2 separate regions of the Homo sapiens genome follow, and region 2 is linked to region 1. A link is an interaction called in ENCODE POLR2A ChIA-PET data of the cell type or tissue named here. Cell type or tissue: B cell. All regions are shown on one strand. Each heading gives the region's core, and the rest is flanking DNA. Links, peaks and the distances in the headings are about the cores only.

Evidence for each region. ChIA-PET counts read pairs that join two places held together with the same protein. Peaks named below come from ENCODE experiments on the same cell type or tissue, not always from the same donor. Only the 100,000 strongest peaks of a DNase experiment are listed, where the experiment ranks them.
Region 2: POLR2A ChIA-PET joins it to region 1 with 5 read pairs; 2 of 35 experiments call an interaction of 5 or more read pairs at or near these places.

Annotation. Positions count from the first base shown.
Region 1 is chr17:28,867,927-28,875,648 of GRCh38, reverse strand. No RefSeq gene overlaps it. Among named protein-coding and RNA genes, the nearest start is that of MIR4732, 10 kb to the right of the region's middle. RefSeq lists an enhancer at 4,013-4,082. In B cell, for the core only: no CTCF peak of the experiment used is centred there; a DNase peak (open chromatin) is centred at 4,268; H3K27ac peaks cover 1,618 bases.
Region 2 is chr17:28,665,443-28,672,902 of GRCh38, reverse strand. All of the region lies in intron 1 of SUPT6H (SPT6 homolog, histone chaperone and transcription elongation factor), which reads right to left. Among named protein-coding and RNA genes, the nearest start is that of SUPT6H, 7.0 kb to the right of the region's middle. In B cell, for the core only: no CTCF peak of the experiment used is centred there; no DNase peak of the experiment used is centred there.

The DNA.
Region 1 (7,722 bases), core at 1,263-6,262:
CAGCACTTTGAGAGGATGAGGTGGGCAGATTGCAGATTGCTTGAGTGTGTGGCAAAACCCTGTCTCCACAAAAGATACAAAAAAAAAAAATTAACTGGGCATGGTGGTTTGCACCTATAGTCCCAGCTACTCGGGAGGCTGGGGTGGGAGGATTGCTTCAGCCCGGGACGTTGAGTTGAGGCTGCAGTGAGTCAAGATTGCACCATTGCACTCCAGCCTGGGAGACACAGTGAGACCCTGTCCCAAAAATAATAATAGACGGGTATGGTGGCTCACGCCTGTAATCCCAGCACTTTGGGAGGCTGAGGCGGGTGGACTGCCTGAGGTCAGGAGTTCGAGACCAGCCAGGCCAACATATAGTGAAACCCCGTCTCTACTAAAAATACAAAAATTACCTGGGCGTGGTGGCGCACATCTGTAGTCCCAGCTACTTGGGAAACTGAGGCAGGAGAATTGCTTGAACCCGGGAGGCAAAGGTTGCAGTGAGCTGAGATCACACCATTGCACTCCAGCCTGGGCAACAGAGCGAGACTCCATCTCAAAAAATAATAATAATAATAATATAGATTGTATCATTCCATATAAAGTCCAAAAAGCAGGCAAAGCTAATCTATGACATTAGATCAGCTAAAGGTCACCTTTGGGGAAGAAGAGACAGAAATAGAGGGCACAGGAGCCCCCTGAGAATGTCCTGTTTCTTGACCTGGATGGTGATTACATGGGTGTGTTCACTTTGTGATAATTCACTTATGAGTCATGCACTTTTTGAATATATGTTCTACTTCAGCAAAAAGTTAATTAAGAAAATAAATTGCGGGCAAGCCGCTAGGTCCCCTTCCACACTGTGGAAGCTTTGTTCTTTCACTCTGCAATAAATCTTGCTGCTGCTCACTCTTTGGGTCCGCACTGCCTTTATGAGCTGTAACAATCACTGCGAAGGTCTGCAGCTTCACTCCTGAGGCCAGCAAGACCACGAACCCACCGGGAGGAATGAACAACTCCGGACGGGAGGAACCAATAACTCCAGACGTGCCGCCCTAAGAGCTGTAACACTTACTGCGAAGGTCTGCAGCTTCACTCTTGAAGCCAGCCAGACCATGAACCCACCAGAAGGAAGAAACTCCGAACACGTCCAAACATCAGAAGGAACAAACTCCGGACACACCATCTTTAAGAACTGTAACACTCACTGCGAGGGTCTGCAGCTTCATTCTTGAAGTCAATGAGACCAAGAACCCACCAATTCTGGACACACCATGTTCATGCCACTGCATTTTGCCCTGGGTGACTGCATTTTGCCCTGGGTGACAGAGCAAGACCCTGTCTCAAAAAACAAAACAAAAAAAATTGTGATTAATACATAGAAAATAGGGAATTGAGTGGTTGCTTTTAAATTGGAAGTATAACTTACATAGCGAAAGGGGTACAAATCTTGTGAATTTTACATATAATAAAATTTCATAAATGCATATACCTTTCTAACCAGCGTGAAGATCAAAATCTGGAACATGTCCAAAAAAAGAAAATAAATTGCCTCCAAGATCTTCGTCCCATCTGGAAGAACGGAAGAACGGAGTTGTTATTTACTGAAATGGGAAAAACATTTGAGGGAGCAGACTTTTTTTTTTTCAAGATAGAGAGATAGTCTCTCTCTGTCGCCTAGGCTGGAATGCAGTGGCACCATCACGACTTACTGCAGCTTTGACTTCCCTAAGCTCAAGTGAACCTCCTACCTCAGCCTCCTGAGTAGCTGGGACTACAGACATGCACCACCATACCTGGCTAATTTTTGTTTGTTTGTTTGTTTTTTGAGATGGAGTCCCGCTCTGCTGGGCTGGAGTGCAGTGGCACTATCTCGGCTCACTGCAACCTCCACCTCCCAGGTTCAAGCGATTCTTCTGCCTCAGCCTCCCAAGTAGCTGAGACTACAATTGCATACCACCGCCTGGCTAATTTTTGTATTTTTAGTAGAGATGGGGTTTCACCATGTTGCCCAGGCTGGTCTCGAACTCCTGAGGCTCAAGCAATCCACCTGCCTCAGCCTCCCAAAGTGCTGGGATTACAGGCATGAGCCACCATGCCTGGCCCACTACTGGTCTTTTCACTGCTTCCTGTTGACCTTCAGGAAAAGGAGGCCTGAGTGGCTGCAATGAGACCCAACTAGGAGATGGTCCAGGTTGGCCTTAGTGTCAGGGACACTGACTTCAGCAAGAAGATGAGAGGGGCCTTGCTGAAAGAGATCTGAAGGGTGCTGGAGAGGAGGAAGGGGCAATGATGTGGGGGTAGGGAGTGAGGAGGGGATGCCTCAGCACCTGTACTAATGCCAGTGGACCCCTGGAATGGAGAAAGCCAGGCCTCTGTCCCCAGAGCCTGGAACCAGCCTCAGGAAGAGAGAGTGGAGAGTATAGAGCATTCTGCCTGAGCCTTCAGAGGCCTGCTAAGGCCCTGTTTACCATGAACTTCCATGAACCCAGGAAGGAAAGGGCTTAGTATATAGAATGGGCACCTGGAGTGTGCAGGTGATGCTGTTTCCTACCCTGTTGTGCTCATGACCCCACCAGCCTTAGGAATTCGATATAGAGGGTACCAGGCCTGCCCATCTTCCCTGCTGTGCCCAGTCCCTAGGCCTGAAGGCCCAGCACAGAGGGGGTTAAGGGCTCAGGAACGCTTGCCTCTGGGTGGGTGGGAACTGTCAGCAAGGAGCCTTGTCTGTCTTGATAATCCAGGCTGCCTATCTTTTCCACAGCAGCTGTGAAGCAAACAGGTTGTCCTGGCAGGGAGGGAGGAATGTAAAGGCCTGGCTGATGGCGGGAAGGATTTGAGGCAGTAGGGACACTCAGGCTCCACTCAACAGCCACCTTTAGAACTGTACCTGGCTGGGCGCAGTGGCTCACGCCTGTAATCCCAGCACTTTGGGAGGCCGAGGCAGGCGGATCACGAGGTCAGGAGATCAAGACCATCCTGGCTAACACGGTGAAACCCCATCTCTACTAAAAATACAAAAATTAGCCGGGCGTGGTGTCGGGCACCTGTAGTTCCAGCTACTCGGGAGGCTGAGGCAGGAGAATGGTGTGAACCTGGGAAGTGGAGCTTGCAGTGAGCCGAGATCACACCACTACACTCCAGCCTGGGGGACAAAGCCAGACTCCGTCTCAAAAAAAAAAAAAAAAGAAAGAAAAAAAAAAGAAAGAACTGTACCAGGAGACTGGAAAGGTCATGGCCCAAGTCTGGACTTGAGAGTCCCCACTGACCCAGAGAATAGGAACTGGAAGCTGATGAATAGAGTTAGGGAGGTGTTGAGAGGAAAATTTCCATTTCTGACTCAGTATGTGTCTCAACAGGGGTGCAAGGGGGACACTATCACGTGTACGTGCACGGGTATGAGTGAGCACGAGCGCCCACAGGTGTATGCCCCGTTGGAGAGAGTAAACAGGGAAAGCCCACTGCAAAGCCAGGAAGGAAGGAGCTTGGCATCTGTTGAGCTCCTGTTGTTCATGTGCCAGGCTCTAGGTTAGAACTATCCACCTTCACTGTCTCATTTCATCTTCACCAGCATGGAAAAGAAAGCATTTGAACCCCTTTTTTTTGAGACAGAATCTTGCTCTGTCGCCCAGGCTGGAGTGCAGTGGCACGATCTCGGCTCACTGCAACCTCCGCCTCCCCGGTTTCAAGCAATTCTCCTGCCTCAGCCTCCTCAGTAGCTGGGATTACAGGCCTGTGCCAACAAGCCCAGCTAATTTTTGTATTTTTAGTAGAGATGGAGTTTCACCATGTTGGTCAGGCTGGTCTCGAACTCCTGACCTCGTGATCTGCCCGCCTCAAGCTCCCAAAGTGCTGGGATTATAGGTGTGAACCACCGCGCTCGGCCTTTTTTTTTTTTTTTTTTGAAACAGAGTCTCACTCTGTCACCCAGCCTGGAGTGTAATGGCACTATCTCGGCTCACTGCAACTTCTGCCTCCTAGGTTCAAGAGATTCTCCTCCCTCAGCCTCTCGAGTAGCTGGGATTACAGGCGCCTACCACCACGCGTGGCTAATTTTTGTATTTTTAGTAGAGACAGGGTTTCGCCATGTCGTCCAGGCTGGTCTCAAACTCCTGACCTCAAGGGATCCGCCCACCACGGCCTTCAAACTGCTGGGATTACAGGCATGAGCCACTGAACCTGGCCTGAACCCCATTTTACTGTTGAGGAAGCCAAGACTCTAAGATCAGGTGCAGGGGCCAGAATCACTCAGCGGTAGTGTGGTGGAGCCCGGACTCTGACAAGTCAGTCAGAAGCTGTGCTTATTTCCTGCTAGCTCTCAGTACTCCTAGACAGGAAGCAAGAACCCTAATGTACAACCCCTGAACTGTGAAGGCGAAAGCTCTGGTTCAAGCCAAACATGGGCCTGTGATTTCAGGACAAGTGAGCTTCATGAGAAGGCTTGGCTCATAAACTGCAGGAGGTCAGAGAAAGGAGAGGGGATTGTTGCTGGATTGCAGCTGCCCAAGAGCAGTGTGTGGAAGAGGCTAAACAAGGGATTAGATGACTAGGCATGGTGGCTCATGCCTGTAATCCCAGAACTTTTAAGGGCTGAGGTGGGAGGTTTGCTTGAGGCCAGGAGTTTGAGATCAGGCTGGGTTGCACAGTGAGAACCCCCATCTCTATTTTTTTTTTTTGGTCACTGTTGTCAGCCTGGGTTGGAGTGCAGTGGCGTGATCTCGGCTCACTGCAACCTCCGCCTCCCAGGTTCCAGCAATTCTCCTGTCTCAGCCTCCCGAGTAGCTGAGATTACAGGCGCCTGCCACCATGCCCAGCTAATTTTTCTATTTTTGGTAGAGACACGGTTTCACCACGTTGGCCAAGCTGGTCTTGAACTCCTGACCTCAAGTGATTTGCCTGCTTCGGCCTCCCAAAGTGCTAGGATTATAGGCGTATGCCACTGTGCCTGGCCTCTATCTCTATTTAAAAAAAAAAATTTTTTTTTCTGAGATGGAGTTTTGCTCTCGTTGCCCAGGCTAGAGTGCAGTGGTCCAGCCTTGGCTCACTGCAACCTCCACCTTCTGGTTTGAAGAGATTCTCCTGCCTCAGCCTCCCAAGTAGCTGGGATTACAGGTGCCCACCACCATGCCCAGCTAATTTTTTTGTATTTTTAGTAGAGACGGGGTTTCACCGCATTGGTCAGGATAGTCTCGAACTGCTGACCTCGTGATCCACCCACCTTGGCCTCCCAAAGTACTGGGATTACAGGCCTGAGCCACTGCGCCTGGCCCTAAAAAAATTTTTTTAAGACAGGGTCTCACTCTGTCACCCAGGCTGAAGTGCAGTGGTGCGATCACGGCTCACTGCAGCTTCAACCTCCCAGGCTCAAGCGATCCTCCCACCTTAGCCTTCTGAGTAGCTGGAACTACAGGTACATGCCACCACACCAGGCTAATTTTTGTATTTTATGTAGAGATGGATTTTGTCATGTTGCCTAGGCTGGTCTCCAACTCCTGGCCTCAAGCAATCCACTCGCCTCAGCCTCCCAAAGAGCTGGGATTATAGGCATGAACCACCACACCAGGCTTCTACAAAAATTTTGTTTTAAAATTACCTGGAGCCGGGCGCGGTGGCTGACGCCCGTAATCCCAGCACTTTGGGAGGCCGAAGTGGGCAGATCATGAGGTCAAGAGATAGAGATCATCCTGCCCAACATGGTAAAACCCCATCTCTACTAAAAACACAAAAATTAGGGCCGGGAACAGTGGCTCACGCCTGTAATCCCAGCACTTTGGGAGGCCGAGGTGGGTGGATCACCTGAAGTCGAGAGCTCAAGACCAGCCTGACCAACATGGAGAAACCCCGACTGTACTAAAAATACAAAATTAGCTGGGCGTGGTGGCACGTGCGGATAATCCCAGCTACTCTGGAGGCTGAGGCAGGAGAATCACTTGGACATGGGAGGAGGAGGTTGTGGTGAGCCAAGATCGTGCCACTGCACTCCAGCCTGGGTGACAAGAGCGAAACTCCGTCTCAAAAAAAAATAATAAATACAAATACAAAAATTAGCTGGGTGTGGTGGCACACGCCTATAGTTACAGCTACTTGGGAGGCTGAGGCAGGAGAATAGCTTGAACCCAGGACACAGAGGTTGCAGTGAGCCCAAATCACGCCACTGCACTCCAGCCTGGCTACAGAGCGAGACTCGGTCTTAAAATATATATATATATTACCTGTACCTGGAGCCAGGCCAGGCGTGGTGGCTCATGCCTGTAATCCCAGCACTTTGGGAGGCCAAGGCGGGTGTATCACGAGGTCTGGAGTTCAAGACCAGCCTGGACAAGATGGTGAAACCCCATCTCTACTAAAAATACAAAAATTAGCCAGGCGTGGTGGCGGACACCTGTAATCCCAGCTGCTCAGGAGGCTGAGACAGAGAATTGCTTGAACCCGGAAGATGGAGGTTGCAGTGAGCCGAGATTGCACCACTGCACTCCAGCCTGTGGAACAGAGCAAGACACCCTCTCAAAAAAAAAAAAAAAAAAATACGTGGAGCCGGGTGCTCACGTACAGGCTCATGCCTGTAATCCCAGTACTTTGGGAGGCCAAGGTAGGCAGATCACTGGAGGTCAGAAATTTGAGACCAGCCTGGCCAACATGGTGAAACCCCGTTTCTACTAAAAATACAAAAAATAATTAGCCAGGAGTGGTGCATGCCTGTAATCCCAGCTACTCGGGAGCTGAGGCAGGAGAATCTCTTGAACCCAGAGGCAGAGGCTGCATTAAGCCAAGACTGTGCCACTGCATTTCAGCCTGGGCGACAGAGCGAGAAAACAAATTTTTTCCTGGGTGTGGTGGTATGGGCCTGCAGTCCCAGCTACTTGGGGGACTGAGGCAGGAGGATTCCTTGAGTCCAGGAATTCAAGGTTGCAACGTGCTGTGATTGTACCACTGCACTCCAGTCTCTGGAAAAAAAAAAAAAAAAGAGGTCCGATAGATGAGTGGAGTCTGCCTGCATAAGTAGAAACACAGAAGGAATCCTTGCATCATTCAGGGGCTTTCTTACACGATTTCACTGAATCTTGTTTGTTTGTTTGCTGTTGTTTTGAGATGGAGTTTCACTCTGTCGCCCTGGCTGGAGTACAGCGACGCAATCTCAGCTCAATGCAGCCTCCGCCTCCCAGGTTCAAGTGATTCTCCTGCCTCAGCCTCTTGAGTAGCTGGGATTACAGGTGCCTGCCAGCACACCCAGCGACCTTTTTTTGTATTTTTAGTAGAGGCAGGGTTTTGCCACGTTGAACAGGCTGGTCTCCAACTCCTAACTTCAAGTGATCCACCCACCTTGGCCTCCCAAAGTACTAAGATTACAAGTGTGAGCCACCGTGCCCAGCTAGATTTTACTGAATCTTCTGAAGGATCTTGTGAGGCAGGTATTATTCTCATCCCTATAATAGATAAGGAGGCTCAGAATCACATTACTGGTAACTGGCAGAACTTAGGTTTGATTCCATTGAAACTCAAAAAGGCCTCACAAAGACACAAAATCTACCCTATTCCTAGCGGGTTTGTGCATAGAGCCAGGGTGTGGGGTCTGGAGAACAGGGCTGTAGTTCTGCTCACTATAAGACTCGGGCCAAGCACTTCCTCCCTGAACCTTAGTTTCTCTATCGTGAAAATGGCATGCAGGTGTCTTTTGGAGATGGATGGACATCGGCAAAGCCCCCAGGAAAGCCATTCCTAGGACCCCACTCCCTGGAAGGG
Region 2 (7,460 bases), core at 1,032-6,031, 200 kb after region 1:
CTGGGATTACAGGCGTGAGCCACCGCACCCGGCCTCATACGTACTTTCAAAAAGAAGGCAAAAGCCAGGCTACTCAGGAGGCTGAGGCAGGAGAATCTCTTGAATCCGGAAGGTGGAGGTTGCAGATTGCGCCACTGCATTCCAGCCTGGCGAGAGAGTGAGACTCTGTCTTAAAAAAAAAAGCCATTAGGCCAGGCGTGGTAGCTCACTCCTATAACCCCAGCACTTAGGGAGGCCAAGGCAGGTGGATCACCTGAGGTCAGGAGTTCGAGACCAGCTTGGCCAACATGGTGAAACCCCGTCTCTACTAAAAATACAAAAATTATCCGGGTATGGTGGCAGGTGCCTGTAATCCCAGTTACTCTGGAGGCTTAGGCAGGAGAATGGTTTGACCCCGGGAGGTGGAGGTTGCAGTGAGCTGAGATTGCACCACTGCACTCCAGCCTGGGCAACAAGAGCAAAATCTGCCTCGAAAAAAAAGAAAAAAAAAGAAAAGAAAAAAAGAAAAAGAAGGCAATTATACCAGACTTGTATATGTATCATCTCTCTTCCCCAAAGTTTTACCTCACTTACCATTTGAAGACAGGAATGGGCAAATGAGGAAAGAAACTAATGTAGGGACAATTAAGTGGGGATATGGTGGTAGAGTGAGATTATGTGATCTGCTTCTAGGAGGCTTGGAAACAATAAGTGCCAACTTTATAAAAGGTGCTTTCATATGTTTACATACACTATTCATACTTATTAGCAAAGTCAAAAGCAAAATCTCTTTTCAATAGATTAAACACACAAATACTTCATGAACTTGAGCCAATTTGTGTGAGTACTGGTTGGGAGCATTTGGGTCCAAAAAGGGCCTAGTTTTATCATTTACTCCCCTTGCAGGCAAAAAATCTTGAAAGGCTTCCATGTCCTACAAAATAAATGCAACATGGTTAAATGGAAAGACTGCTGGGCTCAAGAGTAGAAATCAAATCCTGGTTTCATACCCTACGGGCTAAACATAAACTTAAGCAAATTATTGGACATGCCTGAATATCACTTTCTTAACCTGGAAAATGGTAATAGCGCTACCTACCTTACAGGATAGTTGAGAATATTACATGACATAGGGGAAAGAACCTATTGTTTCAAGATGGGTTAACCTGAGTTTGAATTTGAATCCTGAGCCTAATTTTCCTTAGCATTCTGTAATTCTGTACCAACCAACCCCAACTTTATCTTCTACTTCCCTGCTTTCAGACTCATCCAAAGCCTGGAAACGACAGTAGGGATCTTCAAGAACCGTAACATGGAGCTTGATGGGCCTTGAGTAGGACTTAAAAAACAGCACACATCATCACAACAAGATTCCATTGTGGAACCCTAAAGCTGGCTGCTGACACACTCAGCATCACTCCTCACCCCATCCAGTAAAATGGTCTATGGGATATATCCCATGTACCTTTCTCTCACTTAGACTACAAGCTTCTGGAAGATAAAGAACATATCCAATAGAGAGACTAATAAAAATCATGAAAACATAAATGGCAATACAAGAGGCATTACAAGGCACTCTGTGATTCTGCACCAGAAAAGCTATATCCCTTCAGGTGTGCTGCAACACATTAGCAACAAATTAGCTGCTAACAAATTAGCAACTGTTAAGTGTCTGTTAAATAAACTACTTACGTTTTCATATTGCTGCCATCTTCCCAGTTAAAGATGGCAGTGGGAGGGGAGAGAAGAGAAGGGTGGCTAATGGCTACCTGAAGGTGCCTTAAGTTCTGTGGCTCTAATTCTCCTCAAAATTGCCCTTACGGAGCTCAATCAATACTATAACCAATGAACTTGAGATTAACTAAACTCAAGAAAACAAAACTGAAGGTATAGGAGGGAGGGGGAATGTTCAATTTTCGGTTGAGGTTTCAGATGCCATTCTTTCCACAAACCTAACTGAATGCCTACAATGTACATATACTCTGCTAAGAGCTGGGGATTTGAAGAGAATTGTTCATTTTCTTTCTTTTTTTTTTTTGAGATGGAGTTTCGCTCTTGTTGCCCAGGCTGGAGTGCAATGGCGTGATCTCGGCTCACCGCAACCTCCACCTCCTGGGTTCAAGCGATTCTCCTGCCTCAGCCTCCCGAGTAGCTGGGATTACAGGCATGCACCACCATGCTGGCTAATTTTGCATTTTTAGTAGAGAGGGGGTTTCTCCATGTTGGTCAGGCTGGTCTTGAACTCCTGACCTCAGGTGATCTGCCCGCCTCGGCCTCCCAAAGTGCTGGGATTTACAGGCGTGAGCCACCGCGCCTGGCCGGATTGTTCATTTTCAAGGAGTTGAATGTCTCCTAGAGATAGAAATATGAAAATAAGGACCATAAAATCGTTTTATATATTACAATAGACACACAGAACAGGCACAGGAAGAGAACTGGACAATAAACTCACAACACACACACAAAACCCAATCAAAATAATATGGGTCTCTCTTGGGTATTTTAAGCAATTTTTTAAAAAGTACCCTGAGGAATAATGCTTATTACACACCTACCAAGTGCCAGACACTAACAAATACCCTACTATTTTATGTCCCTATCAAGGAGAACAAGTATTCTATTAATCCCTACACTGTCCTATGAGTTACAGCACACTTCTCTCTCAACAGAGGAGGAAACAGACTCAGAGAGATGTAGTCATTTGTTCAAGGTGACAAAACTATCATCTGTAAGTGCTGAGGTCTGTCTGACTCTTCATGGTTGACAGTACCACATCTATCAATAGTTTTCAGGGCGTGGTCCAGGGGCCAGTCCCTCTGTTCTCTCAGGAGCATAGAGTGGAGTTTTCCAGAGGTTATAGGACATGTGGTTATCACAACAGACTGAATGCAAAAACATATGAGAACACAGCTGTATTCTGTTAGAGCAGACATTAAAACATTGTACTAAAAAACAAAGAATGTCATTCTTACTTAATTTACTTATTTTGAGACAGAGTCTTACTCTCTCACCCAGGATGAAGTGCAATGGCACGATCCTGGCTCGCTGCAACCTCCGCCTCCTGGGTTCAAGCGATTCTCTTGCCTCAGCCTCCCGAGTAGGTGGGACTACAGGCGCTCGCCACCACGTCTAGCTAATTTTTGTTTTTTTTAGTAGAGATGGGGTTTGGCCATATTGGCCAGGCTGGTCTCGAACTCCTGACCTCAAGTGATCCACCTGCCTTGGCCTCCCAAAGTGCTGGGACTACAGGCGTGAGCCACCACGCCCGGCTATTCATTTATTTTTTAAGACAAAGTTTCACCATGTTAGCCAGGCTGGTTTCGAACTCCTGAGCTCAAGTGATCCACCTGCCTCGACCTTCCAAAGTTCTGGGATTACAGGAGTGAGCCACCACACCCAGTCCATTCTTACTAAAATGTTTTGTTTTAAAAACTATTATTATTCGGCCGAGTGCTGTGGCTCATGCCTGTAACCCCAGGCCGAGGCAGGCCGATCACCTGAGGTCAGCAGTTTGAGACCAGCCTGGCCAACATGGTGAAACTCTGCCTCCACTAAAAATGAAAAATTAGCTGGGTATGGTGGCAGGCGCCTGTAGTCCCAGCTATTCAGGAGGCTGAAGCAGGAGAATTGCTTGAACCTGGAAGGCAGAGGTTGCAGTGAGCCAAGATGGTGCTACTGCACCGACAGTGAGACTCCGTCTCAAAACAAACAAACAAACAAAAAAACCCAAAAAACTACTGTTATTCATAAAAAGTATTATTGTTTACTACTTTAAAATAAATCAATAAATATTTTTAAATGTCTCACTGAGTTTTAATTTCGAATCTGGTAAATATCAAAGGATATAACTCACATAAACAAAATGTCTTTGAAGTCCTAAATAAGTTTTAAGAGTATAAAGGGGTCCTGAGTCCAAAAAGTTGAGGAGTGACTGTAAAGACCCTAAAGAGATGCGGTATAGTAAGCCTAGGGGTTAGGGTGATGCTCCCCCATGACCCCAAGATCTCTATCCTTAAGGTCATTTAGCTTGAGCACTGCCAAAAGTGAAAGTCTTAAACTTCTGCCAATTAAATCTAGAGCTCTAATTTTAATTTTGACATTGCTCCCCCTCAGCCCTGAACTGAGCCATTAAAAACAGATTTGAGTACGGCAGCCCCCACACATAGCTTGTTCTAATTAGGCTATCAGACCCACAAGTTCAATCTTTTAAGGCCTCAACATCTTCAAATTAAATGCCAGCTCCTGCAGACCAGATGCCCCTCAGCCTACTTAACAGAGAAACACACAGCCTACCTGATGAAAACAACAGCTTTCTTCTGTCTCAAGGGCAGCTGGTGCTCCATGCTGCACACAGCTTGGAAAGATAGCTGTGTTCTCTTTCTTCCCATCGCCTAGGTTAGCAATAAAGCACACACTATGCTATAGCTGGGGAATGCCTCCAATCTAGCTCAATACCAAGACTTCCAGTTATAAGAGGTGTGCCAGAAGCAATTCTGACTTGCTGCAACTTGCAGGAGCTAGATGTGCAGACTGCAGTAGCACTGCAGTCTGAGACTGACAAGCGGGAACTACTCTAGAATAAAGACACTAATGTATTTATTTGTGTATGATTATTATTAATACATGGTATCTATGATGAGCCTGATGTAGTTTGGATGTTGTATTTAGCACTTATGCTCTTAAAATTTTCCCCATACTCACACTGTAAGTTAAATTTGCAACTGGAATAGGTCTAGAAGGGCAGTGGGGAGATGGAGGGAGAGGTTTCTCTAGTCAGAAGCACAGCTGCAGAACAAGATGTGGCTCAATGGGAGAGGCTGGTGGTTACCATGACATTCGCTGGAAGAGGAATGGAACTGGGATCAGATTGCCACAAGGGAGGCCCTCTGCAGTCCCTCCCTTTGAACAAGAAGTTGTAGTAGGCAATTAAGAGGAGACCAGAGTGAAAAGAGATCTAGTCTGTTAATTCCTTCCACTTTGCAGCTTCAATTAACATTTGCTGGGTTTTTTTTTTTTAGAGTCAAGCTCTGTGCTGGGACTTGTGTATATAAAAATGAGTAAAATATGCTTCCTACCCCGGTGGAGTTCACAGTCTTGGTGGAGTTCACAATCTATCTCAAAAAACTTGTTAATAACGTTATGACAAAGCACAATAGGGTTATGTTAAGTTATATAACTGGACTATGAGAGCAATGGGAAGGTTGGGGAATATCTGAGAAAAGGTGATGCCTGAATAAAAGAGGATTTAAGAAAACAGTCTGGAAAAAGGCAACATGAGCAAACATTTAGGCGTGGTGCTCTGGAGAACAGCCCCAGAAGTCTAGGGTGGAGTTTAAGCTACAAGACATTCCATGTTGTCTTGTATCATATATACATATATATATATAAAACACACACACACACACGTATTTATATATATATACACATATACATATATACACACACATATATACACATATACATACATATGTATACACACACACATACATATATATATATATATATATATATATATATACACACACACACTTTTTTTTTTTTTTTTTTTTTTTTGAGACGGAGTCTTGCTCAGTTACCCAGGCTGGAGTGCAGTGGCATGATCTGGGCTCACTGCAAGCTCCGCCTCCTGGGGTCACGCCATTCTCCTGCCTCAACCTCCCAAGCAGCTGGGACTACAGGTGCCCACCACCACGCCCAGCTATTTTTTTTTTTTTGTATTTTTAGTAGAGACGGGGTTTCACCGTGTTAGCCAGGATAGTCTCAATCTCCTGACCTTGTGATCCGCCCGTCTCAGCCTCTCATAGTGCTGGGATTACACTTGTATCCTATATTTTATGGGCAAGGGACTAGGACTATTCCAAAGGTATCCATAAGTGAATATCCAATTTGGAATTTCAAAACCTAAAAGTTTAATAGATAAAAGTATTTAGAGTCTACTTAAGTCCTTTTAAATCTGGAATTCAGAAGGCTTTGTAATTAAAAAAACCCTGAAAACCTAATTACATGAAGTCAAGATGTTAAAATACAGAAAAAGTTAATTTTGTTCATTTAAAAATATTATTTATTCGGCTGGGCGCGGTGGCTCACGCCTATAATGCCAGCACTTTGGGAGGCTGAGGCAGGCTGATCACTTCAGGTCAGGTCAGACGCTCGAGACCAGCCTGGCCAGCATGATGAAACCCTGTCTCCACTAAAAATACAAAAATTAGCCGGGTGTGGTGGTGCACGCCTGTAATCCCAGCTACTCAGGAGGCTGAGGCAGGAGAATCGCTTGAACGTGGGAGTCAGAGCTTGCAGTGAGTCGAGATCATGCCATTGCACTCCAGCCAAGGTGACAGAGCGAGACTCCGTCTCAAAAAAAAAAAAAAAAAAAGTATTCCTTTTCTTTCCACATTTCTTTAGAGAAACAGGGTAAGGGCTAAAGAAGAGTACAACTGAAATATGTAACCAGATTCAGAACCCCTGCAACACAAAGAGAGATTAACAGTTACTGAACCTTGTGGTACACACATTGAGGAGCGCATAGTTCCTGCTCTAGCACAGGGGTTGGCAAACCTTTCCTTTTCTCTATAGGGCCAAATCTGCCACTGTAGCACAGCATACATAACATGTAAATGAATGGGGGTGACCTTATTTGGCTCACAGGCCTTAGTTTGTGACCCCTGATTTAGAGAATTGATGATAAGAATAGCATGGGATCCTGTAATAAGACAACCTAACCTGGTTTTGAGGAAGTGACTTTAAACAAAGACCTTAAGAGTAAGGAGGAATTAGTTCAGCAGAGGAGCTGGCTTCTTTGGAGATGGTTTGGGGAGTGATGTCAGAGACGTGTGCTTCTAGCACAACACGTGTACTGTGGCAGGTACAGAGAAGGCCCAGGAGAGGAAGAATGGTTCATAAGGGTTGGAGAAGTCATAAGGATCTAGGCACTGGGAAGCCATTGCAGGGTTTTAAATGTAGAACTGAACTTAATCTACTTGCTAATCCAACAAAAACTTATTATTTTCTGAGATGGGGTCCTGCTCTGTCACCCAGACTGGAGTGCAGTGGTGTGATTACATCTCACTGCAGCCTCCACCTCCTGGGCTCAAGCCATAATCTCACCTCAGCCTCCCAGGTAGCTAGGACAAATACATATACATATACATATACGTTTTTTTGAGACAGAGTCTCGCTCCATTGCCCAGGCTTGGAGTGTAGTGGCACGATCTCAGCTCACTGCAACCTCCGCCTCCCAGGTTCAAGCAATTCTCCTGCCTCAGCCTCCCAAGTAGCTGGGATTACAGGCACCCACCACCACGTCCAGCTAATTTTTTCTTTGTATCTTTAACAGAGACGGGGTTTCACCATGTTGGCCAGCCTGGGCTCGAGCTCCTGACCTCAGGTGATCCGCCTGCCTCAGCCTCCCAAAGTGTTGGGATTATAGGCGTGAACCACCATGCCTGGCATAAATATGTATTTAATGAGTGCCTACCACATGC